3 separate regions of the Homo sapiens genome follow, and regions 2 and 3 are each linked to region 1. A link is a contact called in ENCODE Hi-C or POLR2A ChIA-PET data. All regions are on one chromosome and are shown on one strand. The core of a region is the stretch at or near the end of the contact, and the rest is flanking DNA. Distances in the headings are between cores, read along the strand shown.

The links. A loop is a pair of places that touch in the nucleus more often than their neighbours do. ChIA-PET counts read pairs that join two places held with the same protein, here RNA polymerase II (POLR2A). Pooled maps may share reads with other maps.
Region 2: a pooled map shows a loop between it and region 1 (2.2-fold over the local background). The contact joins two enhancer-like sites. A Hi-C loop is called at or near these places in 1 of 168 maps with a recorded cell type or tissue (Calu3) and 2 of 50 pooled maps. POLR2A ChIA-PET finds 5 or more read pairs at or near these places in 2 of 52 experiments (activated B cell and activated T-cell).
Region 3: a map of PC-3 shows a loop between it and region 1 (8-fold over the local background). The contact joins two enhancer-like sites. A Hi-C loop is called at or near these places in 8 of 168 maps with a recorded cell type or tissue (B cell, OCI-LY7, PC-3 and 5 more), 2 of 37 single-sample maps with no recorded cell type and 11 of 50 pooled maps. POLR2A ChIA-PET finds 5 or more read pairs at or near these places in 1 of 52 experiments (K562).

The regions. Positions count from the first base shown.
Region 1 is chr6:157,595,198-157,600,340 of GRCh38, reverse strand. All of the region lies in intron 3 of ZDHHC14 (zDHHC palmitoyltransferase 14), which reads right to left. Among named protein-coding and RNA genes, the nearest start is that of MIR3692, 69 kb to the right of the region's middle. Within about 2 kb of position 2,565, at least 12 of the 41 ENCODE cell types and tissues checked have a DNase peak (open chromatin) inside an H3K27ac peak, as active enhancers do.
Region 2 is chr6:157,484,308-157,489,450 of GRCh38, reverse strand. All of the region lies in intron 1 of ZDHHC14 (zDHHC palmitoyltransferase 14), which reads right to left. Among named protein-coding and RNA genes, the nearest start is that of MIR3692, 42 kb to the left of the region's middle. Within about 2 kb of position 2,635, at least 3 of the 41 ENCODE cell types and tissues checked have a DNase peak (open chromatin) inside an H3K27ac peak, as active enhancers do.
Region 3 is chr6:157,665,219-157,670,361 of GRCh38, reverse strand. The region is part of intron 8 of ZDHHC14 (zDHHC palmitoyltransferase 14); the gene reads right to left. Among named protein-coding and RNA genes, the nearest start is that of MIR3692, 140 kb to the right of the region's middle. RefSeq lists enhancers at 1-387, 388-995. Within about 2 kb of position 2,726, at least 2 of the 41 ENCODE cell types and tissues checked have a DNase peak (open chromatin) inside an H3K27ac peak, as active enhancers do.

The sequences.
Region 1 (5,143 bases), core at 1,316-3,815:
ATAGTTTTATTAACATTAAAAAATCACATTCCTGGAATACATCCTTCCATGTCATGACTAATTCTTTATTATACTGGTAGATTAAGTTTGCTATGTCTTCACGTTGGCTTGTTGTAATGTTTATAAATAAGGGTGGGGGTTTTATTCTGCATGTTATTTTTGTAAGGTTTTGGTGTTAGGGTTATACTATTTTGGTGAAATGAACTGAAAAACCATTCAACCTTTCCGAAGCTCTCAGACACTACTCAGAACATAGGAAGTAAGCTGTCTGGGCCCAGCACCTTTCTCACATGGTTCTTCATAAAACTTTTCAGTTTTTCATGGCTAGTAATCAATTCCAGTTTTCTACTCACTCCTTGGCCCATTTTCCTATACAATCATGTTTCACTGAGATTTTTCAAATCAATTGGCATAGAGTTAACACAACGGCAAAATAATATATTTCTCAATAATTATAGAAAACCATCTCACCTATATTTGTTTCATTTGAATCTGTTACTTGCACTTTGTTAATTTCTTTGTCTTACCAGACGTTAATGCCTTGGTTGGTTGTTCTCCAAAGAATTAGATTTGGCAACCTATTGGTTGCTGTTTTCTAAGTCATTGTTTTCTTATGGTTTCCCTTAAGTTTATTTGCTGCTCTTTTTCTGCCTTCTGGAGATGGATGCTTTGTTCATTTATTTGCTTCTAAGTTCAGTTTATTTTTTGTACTAGACTTTTTAAAGTATTTTATTTCATTGGCCATCCACCATTAAAGTAAACTTCCTGTTTGGGGAGAACCCCAAAATAGGTGGGAGGCAGGGCCCCATCCTCCCATCCTCATTATAGATGCTGAGTGTGGGGCAGTCGCCACCTTCGCCTGGCTGTCTGCTTGGGCGTGGAAACAAAACAGGCCAAGGGCTCCCACCCAGGTGTCTGAATCCGGAGTTGTGGTCTTTGAAGACAGTCAGAGTTTCGTCGAGAGCTGCAGCAGAGGGAACTCAGTGGTGGTGCCGCAAACGTCCTACCTGTGGTACTTGCCTCCTGCAACATCCTGCTGCAGATGCAACTGGCCGTGCGGGGCTGCCCAGCCTCCTCCACTGTTCCTGGTTTCTGAGCCTCATTCTCCAGCCTCCTTGTTGATTCTACCGGCAACCCGACAGTCTTCTGGTTCATTCCTCTTCTGCTTAGATTAACTATTTCTCATGTTTAAAATGTAGAATTCTGAATGGCATGGTTTTCTTTTGCATTGTTCTTACTGCCATTTTCTAAATATTTTACAACTGCAGTTTTGAAGTTTCTGTCACCCAAGATTTATGAAAAGCCTCTTTAAAAAGCTTCTTTACAAAGATTTATAAAAGTTTTTTAAAGTTTTTTTTAAAAGCATTACAATTAGGTATGTTTGTACATTTCTATCTTTGTGATTCATTTCTAGTTTTATTGTTTCATCAGATGACATTTTCAGTGTGATATCTGCCTTTAGAACGCTGGAAAGTGTTTTGGGCTTAATATGATTAATTTTTGTAAATGTTCCATGAATGGTTGAACATGGTAAGTACACTTTGTAAAAACGAAGTTCAACATACATTTATTATACTTATACACTGGCATACTCTACTTACAGTTTGTTGACCTGAGCCATGAAAAACAGATGTATGCTATTATTTCTCACTAGCATTATGTAACAAATTACCTTTGCATTTTCTAACAACCTTTACTTTATATATTTTGATGCAATGTTATTTGGTGCATAAATGTTGGTAATTTAATTCTACTCTTAACCAATATAAAATTACTCTTTAACCTGTGTAATATGATAAATACAATACTGTCTGCCTTGAGTTCTCCTTGGTCTGCTCTTAATAATGATCCCTGGGGACTGGCTCATATTTTCACATACTTAGTTATTGTCACAGCACTTAACACATAGATGCTTATTCAATGTTGGTGAAATGAAGAGATAGCGGAAACCAGGAGAATCAGTAAAGTCCTGTTTGTTTTGGTTCCAACAAGGATACGAATCTCAGCTCCCTCCACTCCCCTCCAATGACCTGCTTTCCTATGAGAAACTAATAGCCCCCTCATCATACCCAAATAGTTACAAAGGCATTCCCAAGTGCTAATCCACACCAGAAGGCAGCTGCAGGGCCGAATCTCTGCCATGTCCAAACTCTTAATGTACAACTGTGAAGCAGTGGCTGGGTTCCTGAGGGCAGCGCACAGCAGAGTGTATGCAACACACAAGGTATCTGCAGTCTGAGTTCAGACTCACACACAGAGGAAGCAGTGAGAGCAACAAGGGGCAGACACTGTGGGACAGAAGGCAGAGTGTGCAGTAAGATGCAGTCAAGTGCCCGGGAGAGGAAGAGCACAGCCAAAAAGAGGCGAGGGAATGAGAAAGAGAGCCTGTAAGGATTTAAAAGAGGCAGGGGAAAGCCCTGCCAGAAATAAAAGCGACTGGACACTGAGTCCCTGCAGAGGGCGCCTGGAGGTTCTTTGTGGCACCCACACCAAAAATGACAGGACAGAAAACAAGGGACCAGGCCATGTCCTGGATGTGGGAGGAGGCTGGTCTGCTCGGTGCCCCCCAGGGGCTGGCATGGCCTGAGGGCTCCATGTACTACTTCCTTCGTCTTCACAGCCCTTCCAGATGTGGCATCTCAGGTGCAGAGACAGTCCCAGTGCCCACACAGGACAGCAGGGCTGGGACCCAGGCTGCAGCTGCCTCCAGAGGCCACCTCTGAACCTCTAGACTAAGCTGCCTGGGTCTGGCCAGAGTTAGGCAGACTCTTGTATAACCGGTTTGCAAAAATGCTGGCAGTGTTTCATCTTACTGTCTAGCAAACTTTCTTATTAGTTTGTCCACAGTATGTGATTAAAATCTAGTACATGTAAATCCCTTTTTATTACAGGTTTAGGCTGTACTAAAAATACGCATTCCAGCGAAAGCTGCTGGCAATTCCGACGCTGGACTAGGGCCCACCAAACGACAGACATCCCTCATAGGGCCTACCCCATCAGAAAAACGAGGGCAGCATGCACCTGGGGCTTTAAAACATACATAGTGAGCCCGAGAGGGTCTCACAGGCCCATGCTTTGCCTCTTCAGCTCCTTCAGTTTCTCTCGCTTTAATGATTTGAGGGATATGAGGATCCGAGAGAGAAGAGGTGGCTCCCTGGCCCCAGCTGTTGGTTGTTTAAAAATATTCCGTAACCTCAAAGCCCGCCTGGATAAATAAACAACCCGAAATGCTGCGTTCCACGTGTGCAGAAGGAACGCGATGGCAAGACTCACAGAGAACCAGAGAGACAGTCAAGGATTCAGAGAAAGAGACAGACGGAAACAGGCAGCAGGGACAAAGTCAGAGAGAGACAGAAAATACATTCACGTCGATCACGGCAGATCATCTAAATCCTTCCAGATTACAGAGAAACAAGGCGATTCCTACTACTTTGTGAAGACGCTTCTTGTTGTAATCAGTTACTTGGGAGCACCGATGGTGGCATTCCCATCACTGATGAGACCATCAATGGCCAGAGCCACGCGCTTACTGGCCCCTCAGTGTGCCGCAGGTCTGTCTGTGCTGGGTGCTGTGGTGGGCACTATCTCAGTTAATCTTCAAAAGAAACCGAGGGGGTAGCACTAGGATCACATCCATTTTACAGATGTGGTAACAGCTGGGAGCGTTCAGACAACTTGCCAGGTTCCAGTATTACTCAATGAGAGGACCAGGATTCAGCCCTGGCCTGTGTGTTCTCAGAGCCAGGTCCCCAACCACTGGGGCCTGCCAACTAACTCTATATTTGACCAGAGAAAGCTCTTTCTCAGTCCTCAACTAAAAAGGCCCCTATGACTTTCAAACTTATTTAACAAAGAAAACTGCTCTTCTGAACGGCCTGGGAAGCTGCATTTTTCCTCTCTCCTCTCCCATGCAAAGTGACATTTATTTACTGTGCTTGGGAAGGACCAGCTCAAACCTGCTCGTTACAAGGTAAGGGAAGCCACAAGTTCCCACCTCAGCTTTCAGCATACCACTGTGCTACTTCTCTTGCTGCAAAAAGAATTCTTTCAGTGAAAACTTTCCATCTAAAAATAAGATCATGGCCAACTCTGCAATTACACTTCTCAGTGGGAGACATTTGCCTTCCACTCTATTTTCCTGAATGCAGAATGTCCAAACTACTGTCCTGCTCATCAGTCAACCAAAGGCCCCAGTGTCCCATAATTAACCGGAAAACCGAAGCTATGCAGTTTTCAATCACTGGGTGGTGTTTTGAGGAGCCCTGTGGGCAGCTTTATTTTAGATCACTCATATGCTACTTCTTCACCTGTCCCCCACGGAGCTGGCCCTGAGCACCACTCAGAGGCCGCGGCTTGCGGTGTGCTCCTGGGTTCCAGTCTTCCTCCTCTAGATCCTGCCCCAAACTTCCCCACTTCCTCTCCTTTCCCTTTCTCTTTCCTGTTCTGGGTCTCCCATACATAGACCACCACCATGTTCGGTTGTGGATACTGGGTGGCCACCGTGACTTTGATTTACCAGAAAGGTGGAGGCCTGGCTCCTGGCCTATTATAGCCTGGTGGCTCCTAGGTTCACGGCTGGTAGAGTGCACAGGAGAGGATCATACTGGAAACACTCACACATGCAGAAGTACACCGTCACTGGGGAAAGGCACAGCTGTGATAAGGGGCTTTTACATCTCATTCATCAGGGTTCTTTAAGGGACACATACACCTGTGGGCAATGGGAGGGAACAAATGTGATTATATGAACTTTCAGAGCAGTGTCTGATAATAATCCAAAAGGAATTTTAAAATAGTAAGTCACAGTAGATTGAGAAGAAAATTTTGACTGTGATTAAAAATCTAGCCTAGGCCGGGAGCAGTGGCTCACATCTGTAATCCCAGCACTTCAGGAGGCCGAGGCAGGTGGATCACTTGAGGCCAGTTCAAGACCAGCCTGGCCAACATGGTGAAACCTCGTCTCTAAGAAAAATACAAAAAAATTAGCTGGGCAGGGTGACATACGCCTGTAGTCCAGCTACTCGGGAGGCTGGGGCAGGAGAATTGTTTGAATCCGGGAGGTGGAGGTTGCAATGAGCTGAGATCATGCCACTGCACTCCAGCCTGGACGACAGAGCAAGACTCCATCACAAAAAAAAAAAAA
Region 2 (5,143 bases), core at 1,386-3,885, 110 kb after region 1:
ATTCAAAAAAAAAAACAACTGAAAGAATAAAAAGGTGTTTTAAAAAACCTGTCCATTTTTCTTGCAGATTTCAAAACCAACACTTCTTGTCGGGATTTTCTCTGGTGCAGCATAAATGCTACTACAACGTTTACGAAGGAAGTGATTGCGCATGAGTTTGTTCTATGTATCGGGTTCACATTACAATTTAAGCCTCCAGTAATGTTTTCATTTTCTAAAAATTTCAATTCTAAATATTCCTATGTGAGAAAAGTGGGAATAAAACTCAAATGAGCAAGCTGAGATTCCCTGTGAGTTTTCAGGAATAGTTGTTAATCGGATGAGGCAGGTTGCTTACACCCTCGATTTGCAAACATCTTTATTCCAGACAGATCTGCTGATGGAAGCCCGTTTACTGGTACAAAACACCATAAAGCCGCTACAGTAAACAAACCGCACAGCATCAGGTTATCTTGTAAATCCATTAAAAACAGAGTAACAACTCTTCCTTGTGCTCACGAAATACACATACTCAATTAATCTATGGAAATTAAATGGGTGGCATGATTGCTGCAGACACACCAGCGACACTAAGGCACCTCCACACCGCGGCTCAGAATGCAAACTCCTGGGAAGGGGGGCGGGGTGCCCTGCGCCTGGCAGATAAGCCCATTCATGCAAACGTGTATGCTCTTCTTAAAGACACGTCTGTGAGGTCCAATCAGCCCTACAGACAGCAGTGCTCTAACCTGCCTAAAGACAGACAAATACTAAACTGGTAGTGAGTACTGATAGGACATTTTATGAACCAGCGACCCTTGAGGGAAAGAGGGCTACAAGGAAAATGCAATTCTCCTCTGCAAAGCCAGGTACACTTTGCAATGAAAGAAGCCTTGTGGCCATCTGAGATTTAAAAATTAAGCTCTAAAGTACCCCTAAAAAGGGTATGCTCTTCAGACATCTTGAGTTTCAGATTAAATTTTCTGACTGTCCCTATAGGATGATGGTGCCTGTTAAACAGACACACCCTCTCCTAGAAGCAACGCAAATTGAGGGTTGTTTGGACCACAGGGCGAGTGGATTTCAGATGCAAGGACTCCCAAAGAGAATGCCCTGAAATCCTCGATTGAGTTCAAGTCGGGGAGAAACCCGGCTCCGTGGGCTCCCTGCCAGGAGATTCCCAGGCCTGGAGTCTGATCACAGTGGAGTAGAGAAGATCAGCCATTTTCTCCAAACCAAACTTCCTTTCATACCCGCCTCCCACTACAATTAAGAAGCAAGTTGGTGCCAAATGCCAGGCAAGGTCTGGCTGGAAAGAAGTGGGTGCTGCCTCTGGGAAGGGAGGCCTCCCGGAATGTGGGTGGGGTTGCGTGGTGGGTACGGGATGCCTTCTCTCTGGGAGGGATGGCTTGGATTCTCAGGTCCCACCTGGGCTGCATGTGAGTAGAAACCACTCCTGAGAAAGAGTCCACAGCCATCAGGCAGCAGAGGGGATGATCTCCAGCACATGGCTCCCAGTCCAGGGCATCTTGGAGCTGGGGAGGGGTGGGGGCCTCCTGTGAGAGCCTCTGAGACCTGGAAGGGGCTGGAGAAAGAGCAGCTCCGGGGGACCTGCCTGGATGGGAGAGGGCACAGCAGGAAAACAACACCTTGGCTGCCAGTCATGAGGCTGCCGAGGCTGCCAGTCTGGGTCCTGACATCTCCCTTTAGCTCTTGCCTCTGCCTAATAATAATAGTACTAAAAATAACAACGACAATCATGAGATTTAGAAAAGCTCTGATTCCAACCATGCATGAATCCTTGTGCTGCTGGAAGGCAGTATGCATAGAGGTTAAGTGCTCTGACCTGGGGCTTCATCCCAGTTCCGCCATGCACAGACTGTATGGCCTTAGGCCAGTCAGCGTCTGTACATGAAGGATATTAATCATTTCTACTTAAGAGGGTTGTCATGAGGATTAAATGGCATAATGCTCACCAAGGGCATGTAGTGAAGGTTTAGTAACTACTACAAGTTGATATCACTTTTTTCTTTATTTTGGATTTTCTTTAGTCCTTACAGGTTTGCAAAGAAATAGTAGACAGAAGACCAGGTCAGTGAGACTCCAAATGCCACCCAGGCCCTCACTAGGACCGCGCTGGAACTGAGTCACCCAGCAGAATGGATCAGCTGACCTGCACCTGGTCTCATTTTCCCTTCAACCTCTCTACCCAACTGCATCTCCCTCCTGCCTGAAATCCTTCTGAGATCAGCCCCATGTCCTCCAGGATGATACTCACACTCCCGGCAAGGTGGCCAGGGCCGGGGTCAAAGGGGTTCTTCTACATCCCCCAGCCTTAGGGACAGCGTGGGGAGACAGAGAGGAAGAGCTTAAGGTTTGGTGTCACAAAGACCCAAGTTCAAAGTTTGCTCTTTTAATTATTACTTATGTGTCCAGTAGTTGCTGAATCTTTCTATGTTTCAGCATCTTCACTTGCAAAAGTGCTGCTAACACCTACCAATGCTGTAGCTGGGCTCAGGCCTGCAGGCAACAGCAGCCACTGCCATAGGTGCCTCCCCAGCCCACCTCCTGCATCCTCCTGCGTCTCCTCACCTCATATGAGGCCCAGTTCTCAGCTCACCACACTTCCTTCTGTTTTCTTCCCTTTACACATCCTGTTCTCTGGGTCTCACCCATCCTTGCCACGCCTGCCCTGCCTTCCTTCTCTGCCTGGTTAAATCATATTTCTCTTTGACACTTCCCTTCCAGCACGACCTCCTCTGGGAAGGGCTCTTCCCTCGGGCTCCCTGTGAGCTCCTGCAGCATCGTCAGGCTTCCTCTGCCACCCTGTTCACAGGTCTGTTCTGATTCTCTCTCTCCCTGTCTCAGCATCTCCTATCTCTGGACCCCCAGCCCTAGCACTTGGTAGGTGCTCAATATGTGCTCATGGAAGTGAGAATGGAAATATCTATATAAATGATTCAAGATCTAACTTGGACAATTAAAAACATACACACAGAAGTGAGAATTCGAATTTTAGAATTTCATAGCTAGAAAGAATATTCACATTTGTCTTATCCATTGCTTCATTTTATGTGAAGAGGTGTCAGCCAGAAATTTGTCGACTGCCCAAGATAATACAGGTAGGAGATGCTGTGCTTGGCAAGTTTAACGGAATTGAAATACTGAAGCCATGGCTGAGTGTCTACCATACGGCCAAGTTCACAGGTACCGGTGTAGTGACGCGATTGGATATACCAGCAGGCCGACTCCCTTACATATGGGAGAGCCTTGTTTCTCTTAGCAGTCACCAAGAACACACCTAGAGACTGTCATACAGAGGCCCAGGGCAACTCACTGAACTAATAGCATGGAATGATAAACACCACGGAATAGAACTAACACAGTCACCTCATTGCCTAAGTGCAAAATGGAAAAAAACAAGGATACCAGCTTTAGAAACATTCTTTCTTTTGAGGGGGCACCGAGTTTCACTCTGTCACCCAGGGTGGAGTGCAGTGGCCTGATCTCGGCTCACTGCAACCTCCACTTCCTGGGTTCAAGCAATTCTCCAGCCTCAGCCTCCCGAGTAGCTGGGATTACAGGCACGTGCTACCACACCCAGCTAATATTTTTGTATTTTTAGTGGAGACGGAGTTTCACCATGTTGGCCAGGCTGGTGTTGAATTCCTGACCTCAAGTGATCCACCCGCCTTGGCCTCCCGAAGTGCTGGGATTACAGACATGAGCCACTGCACCCGGCCTTAGAAGCATTCTTTATAGATTTTTTTCCCTTCAAAAAAAAAAAAAAATCAGAAATAGGGGAGATACAAGGGTAGGTTTTAAATTATATAATTTTTAAAAAGATTTAGCCTTTTAAGAGTCAGTCACTGGGGCTCTGCCCATCTCTGCCAGAAATGCAAAATCAATGTGGGAAAAGTGGGACAGGGAGAAAAACCATAAAGCCAGAAGAAAAATGAAAACAAAAATCTAACCACATAAACACATGGGAAAAATCTAAAGAAATCACGTTTGGGCTAAGACTCAGAAAGGAAATTTTTACATACAAAGAAAGATACCAGCAGGATGAGAGAAATCACATTCCAAACTGTCTTGCTCCTATACTTCCTCGTGGAGACCTTTCCTCCAACAAAACTGCCTCCCAGGGGTGGATCCCGGGTGTGTGCAGAGGATGAAGCCTCCCATGTGCACGAAGCTCAGTCCCTGCTGCAGTACAGGGCACCACAGGCACCCCCAGGCCCAAACCTCCCAATGCTGTTGTACAAGTTCACGAGTGATCAGGCTCAGGGCCTCAGGTTCATGTCTAGGTCCAAGAGTCTATAATTCCAACATCTACCTAATTTTATTTTATTTTATTTATTTTTATTGGTTTTTTGAGACAGAGTCTTGCTCTGTTGCCCAGGCTGGAGTGCGGTGGCGCGATCTCGTCTCATGTCAACCTCTGCCTCCCAGGTTCAAGCGCTTCTCCTGCCTCAGCCTCCCGAGTAGCTGGACTATAGGCACGTGCCATCACATCCGGCTAATTTTTGTATTTTTAGTAGAGATGGGGTTTCACCATGTTGGCCAGGCTGGTCGCTATTATTTTTAAATAAACCAAATCTTCTCACTTCTATCAGCTTCACTATCCGGAATTGTAATTTAGTAGGCAGTTTTCAAAGGGAGGGCTTCTGGTCATGGTTTTCTTCAATTGTGTTTGCACCCCAGATCCCTTGGGTGCCTTATTTTTATTTTTATTTTTTTAAGAAAAACTTACCATTTATTACCTTACTGTAAATCACAAAAATCGCCCATGGTAATTGCAGTGTAAATGCTGGAAAAATTTTTGATTGCCCGAAAGGATTATTTCTTTGTAAAATATTAGAGGAAAAACTGGTTTTTTTTCCCCTAGAAAATTTTCTAATAAAAATGAAGAATTTTTTTTTCTTTTAACTTTTATTTAAGGTTCAGGGGTACGTATGCAGATTTGTTATATACCTCTATTTGTGTGTGTATATATAAATATATGTATATATACACATATACATATATATGTATATATACGTATATATATGTATATGTGTATACATATATATGTATATATACGTATATATGTGTGTATATATACGTATATATGTGTGTATATATACGTATAATGTATATATACGTATATATATGTGTATATATA
Region 3 (5,143 bases), core at 1,477-3,976, 70 kb before region 1:
AGATCACGCCACTGTACTCCAGCCTGGGCGACAGAGCAAGACCTTGTCTCTAAATAAATAAATAAATAAAAAGTACTTGGAAGGGGCTGACTGTGAAGCGTTAACAATCCTTTCCACTCATCACCACAATCATTTGTGCCACGGCGGTGCTTCTCCAAGCTGTCAGGTGGGCAACAGAGTAGCTTTCTCTGCTCTTGCAGGGAATTTCAGCTCAGGGTGCAGGTCCCTTCCGGTGGGGGCTACTGAGCAGGCTGCAGACAGCTGTGGCCTGTGTAGGCTGCGGGCGCTCTCCCATGCTGTCAGCTCTGCTCAGGACATGGGCTCAGTCTTGACAGGGCAGAGGCAGAGGCAGAGCAGCCTCATTGATTAAACATTCGTCTTCTGGAAACTATACCAGGGTTTGGACGGACTGTGCTTTGCAAAGAATGTTTTATGAACATCACCGTTTCGTATTCTTACTGACAGAGGCAGCTGAGCCGCAGCGGCACTCCCATTTCCTGTAACTCCGCACAGCCTCCAGCAGGCCGGGCCTGGGAATGAGCCCAGGGCGGAGCTGCCGCTTCAGAGAGCTCAGCTGGCAAGCCAGCGCCCTTGCTGGACCAAGGCATCTTGTTTTCAAGCTTCCCCTCTGGAGCCCTCACTCATCCTAATGCTTTCTGTCCACACAATACCCCCTGGCTCTAAGGAACAAGGAAATGGCAAATTAGATTTGCTTGTCTCTGTTGACCTGAAGAAAGCCTTCTCTACTGAAGACTAATTGGCAAATTCTGTTTTAGGGTTCAGCCCAAGTACTTCTGACTGACTCTCACAGACTCACAGAAAAATATGTTCGAGGGTGGAGCTGGAGGAGACAGTCAAGGTCACACAGTAGGAGCCTGAGGGCAGAGGCGGGCTCCTCTCCTTCCAACCCTCTCTGTCTCTTTCACCTTCCCTGTGGGAAGAGGTGGGCTCGCCTCAACCCTCTGTTTCTTTCAACTTTCCTCTCTGGGGAGAGGTGGGCTCTCCTCCACTCTCTGTCTTCCCCCCCCACCACCCCTCTCTTGTGCATTCTTCTACTTTGCACTACTCCATCAGCTGCTGGCCCTTTTCCTCTCCCCTGATCACCTCTCTGCCACCTAAGCCTGCAAAGAGCTCCTGCACACCCACGAGAACCTTCTCGGATAAGGTGGCTGTCGGCAGTGGTCGGTTAAGCTCCTGAGAGACTGTGTTCCCTGTTGGGGTTGATGCAGAGTTGGGTGCACCTTCGGAGACTTCCATTTGCAAACATCCCTTTGCTAACTTAAAGATAACAGCCCTAGAGGTGGCTTTACTGGGAAGCTAATGATGCTTCAGGCTCCTTTACTTACACAGCCTCTTTCCAAGGCCTCGTTCTCTGCATATTGTTTGTTTTTTCTTAAAGGAGGTCTCCCATGGCATGGTTCAGACCACTCCAAACCTGGCCCACTCCAGCACATACCTACTGGTGCTTTGCCATGCTGTACCTACGACTTGTTAAGAACTGTAGCAAACACTGTGTGGGCCTCACTGGCCAGGACCTTGTTGGAAATGCTCTTGAGTTTGTCAAGGGTGAAGCTTAAGGACTTGAAGAAGGTGTGAAATAATATTTGTGAAAGAAGAAGTTTAGCCTAAGCCATTTAATTTTTGTTTTGTTTTGTTTTTTTTGAGATGGAGTCTCACTCTGTCACCCAGGCTGGAGTGCAGTGGCACGATCTTGGCTCACTGCAGCCTCTGCCTCCTGGGTTCAAACAATTCTCCTACCTCAGCCTCCTGAGTAGCTGGGACTACAGGCACGCACCACCATGCCTGGCTAATTTTTGTATTTTTTTTTTTTTTTTTTTTAGTGGAGATGGGGGTTTTACTGTGTTGGCCAGGCTGGTCTCAAACTCCTGACCTCAAGTGATCTGCCTTCCTCGGCCTCCCAAAGTGCTGGGATTACAGGTCTGAGCCACCGTGCCTAGCCCGTAAGCCATTTAATTTAAAAAATCTATATAGAAGTCACTCAGAAATGTTTTCCAAATGACTCTTTGGAACCCTGACTTATCTGATGATAAGCACCTCTTCTACACAGATTTGTTTAAACATCTTAAAAGATGACTGTCTATCTAAGTCTAGCTATGGGTGTTTCCCCTGATAGAGGGACTGCTTTTGTAGTAATAATGAACCTACTCTCTGTGCCCTCCCCAGCTTTCCTGCTGGGATGACAGCAGGGGGCAGGGGCACTGGCATCAGGCACCTAAGTATCTAAGTCCTGCGTGTAGTTCACAGCTTTGAAAACACTTTGCCACATTCAAACTGATTTCCATTTAGAAGGCAAATCTCAGTTGGGGCACACGGGGACCAGGCTCTGTTCTGCAGGGTGTCACCCATCTAAATCTCCTGTTGGCTCAGAAGAGAGCACTGGCGTGGACAGAGCAGAGTTTTGTCAGATTCCAACCAAGGGTAGTGCAATGACTCTACTGACTGGAATTTACAATTCTCATTAAACGCTCTCAAAACGTCGCCTGTTTTGAACATATGCTTCTTAGAAAAAACTTAGATATCAAATGACTCAGGGATACCTGATTTTTTTAAAAGAGCTTTTCCTAATTTTCCACTCTGCCAGAATTCCAAGGGCGATGGGTTCATAAACCTTCATGGCTGTGATTCTCATTTGAGAAAGTCATGGGGGAAAATGGCCAGTATTTTCAGGGTTACTGTGGAGATGGCCATGACAAATATTCTTACACTTCCCTTTTTTTTTTTTTAAACCTTTGCTTCTAATTCTTATTTGCCCATTTCTTGTTGACTTTTCTACTTAACTTTCTTGCTCTCTGGACTCACCAACTCTCTTCCCCTCTATCCTTCTTCCCCATTGATTTCTCTCCCACTTCTCCTTTTTCCGTCTTCTCTTTTTCTTCTTTGTTTCTTCCTTTCTACCTCTCTCTTTTTTACTTTGAACCCTTTTCCCTCCGCTACCCAGCCTTCCTGGCTTTTCATTTGAGGACCCTTTTACCTTCCACCAGTAGAGGGAGACATCACCGCTCGCTTTTTCTCTCTTACAATTTGGTGGCTGTGCATACATCCCGGCTAACACCAAGAAGCCGTTGGTTATGTTTGAATTGATCTAACCAGTTATATAATCCTAAGGAAAAACAGCTGACCACTTAGATATCTGACAGTGATAGTCCATCTACTCTGAACAGAAAACTGAGATACTCATGTTTTTATTCCAAAACAACCTTTTAAAAGTTCATATGTATCAAATATTAGGTTGAATCATATGACATTACCAATTTTTAAGGTCAAAAATTGGCCGAATGCTGGATACTAATAGAATAGAATTTTGATTTCTTGTAAGAGTGTCTATGAAAAGACCTTTCTGCTGGCAGCATAAAAATCCCACTGTCTGGAGTGCTGGAGCTTTTGCTGTCATTGCAGTAAGTCACTGTGACAGCTGATTTACTGCCCAAATGAAGTGTCGGCATGTAACTTGCAAAGAAGTTTATGGCTTCAGATGTCTGGAAGTCATACACATTAGCACTTAATGTTACAATTTAAAAATGCCATAGAGATCATTCCTGTTTCTGCAGATTCTCAAATAAAATTGCTCATGTAGGAATACATTTTATTTTACCCTAGCTGACGTCTTGTCTGAAAAAACCGAGTGTACAGATGCTACTAAAAGCAAAACTAGGAGCTTTCTAGATGGTCTGTGTACAAATTAAGAATGAGTGAAATTATTTATTTCTTTTGCTCCAATTCTGTCAAAAGCATTAGAGTTACGCATCATGTATTTCTGCTTGGCTGTGAAGCTCTGTTCTGGGGTCTTATGAATGCTTATTAACAGTTACAGAAACACCACAGTCTTCTAAAGTCCACCTAAAATGCAGGTGCAGGTTGGAAGGAGAGCTTTTTTGTATTCTTTTATTTAACATTATCATTTACGTTTGCCTAAGTTATTTTTTTTCCTACTACATTTGATTTTTCAGATTACATGGAGAGTTCTTCTGCAATACTAGCTTAATAAATCATGCAACTGCTGGTTTAATCTTGTTTTGATACTGGATTGGGGTATTTAAAATGTTAGGTTAAGTAAATACAGTAAATGATTTTCTAAAAACAAAATTGTAGCAATTATGTACCATGTTACTATCTTTGCATTTAGCATGCGATCCCAAAGGACCTTTGTAGCAACAAGTGCCAGATATAAGCATAAATGATGACACCAATGCTATACAAAAGTTAAATTATTTGACAATCAAATGAAGTGTGTACACTAAAAAGTGGATCATAACTGGATGTCGTGAGTATGTCATGCATATACATTGTTCTAGATAGAACTTCAATGTTAGCTCATAATAAAAGCCAATAATGAGGGAAGCAGCAATAATGAAAATGTGGTCCTCAGCTGGCTCTGGGTTATCTGCACATACTTCCAGTATGGGTCCTTGAAATTTCATAGGAGTTCAGATGGCAAGAGACACCTGTGGTCACACCCATCACATTATTGCTTTAGATGTCACATTGTTGCTTCCCTAACATTTTCTTCCTTGAGAATTTATAGTAGAGAGAAAATTTCATAGGCACTGAATAACCACCCCCATCCCCCACTTGTGAGAGAGGATACACTAACACTGAATTTTCCCATTTTTGAGATAATAAATAAGACCTCATTAGGTACTTTGATGCCAGCTTTCTATCAATATTTATCTAATTTTTTGACCTGCAATATCAGGGTGCTTATCTAGACGTAAAATTATAAAGCATTTATCTCTAATTTCTAAAGTATTGCATATTTCCTTAGGAGCACGTCTTCTATCATTCAAGAAATACCTTTCTTATCCGGATACTGGTCCTAAAATAAGATGGCAGGCAAAAGTTTGACCAAAGATACCTGGGGCCTCTTTCCCACCAGCCTTTCTCTCCTCTGCAAATGAACATGCTGAGTCTGATGCTAAATCTGTCTCCAGAGGCTCCTCCTTCAAAGTAAACACTGGAAACAGCTTTAGGTCAGAGTAGTCACACCCCACGGCTAACTCAGTGTTTATTGTTGGTAGAGTGGGTAGCAAACAACCCATGTCTGGAACATATGGCAACATGGGTTGTAACATGTCCTCTAATTATAGAGACAAAGCTTCTCTTCTACTCCCAGGAATGATGGAGA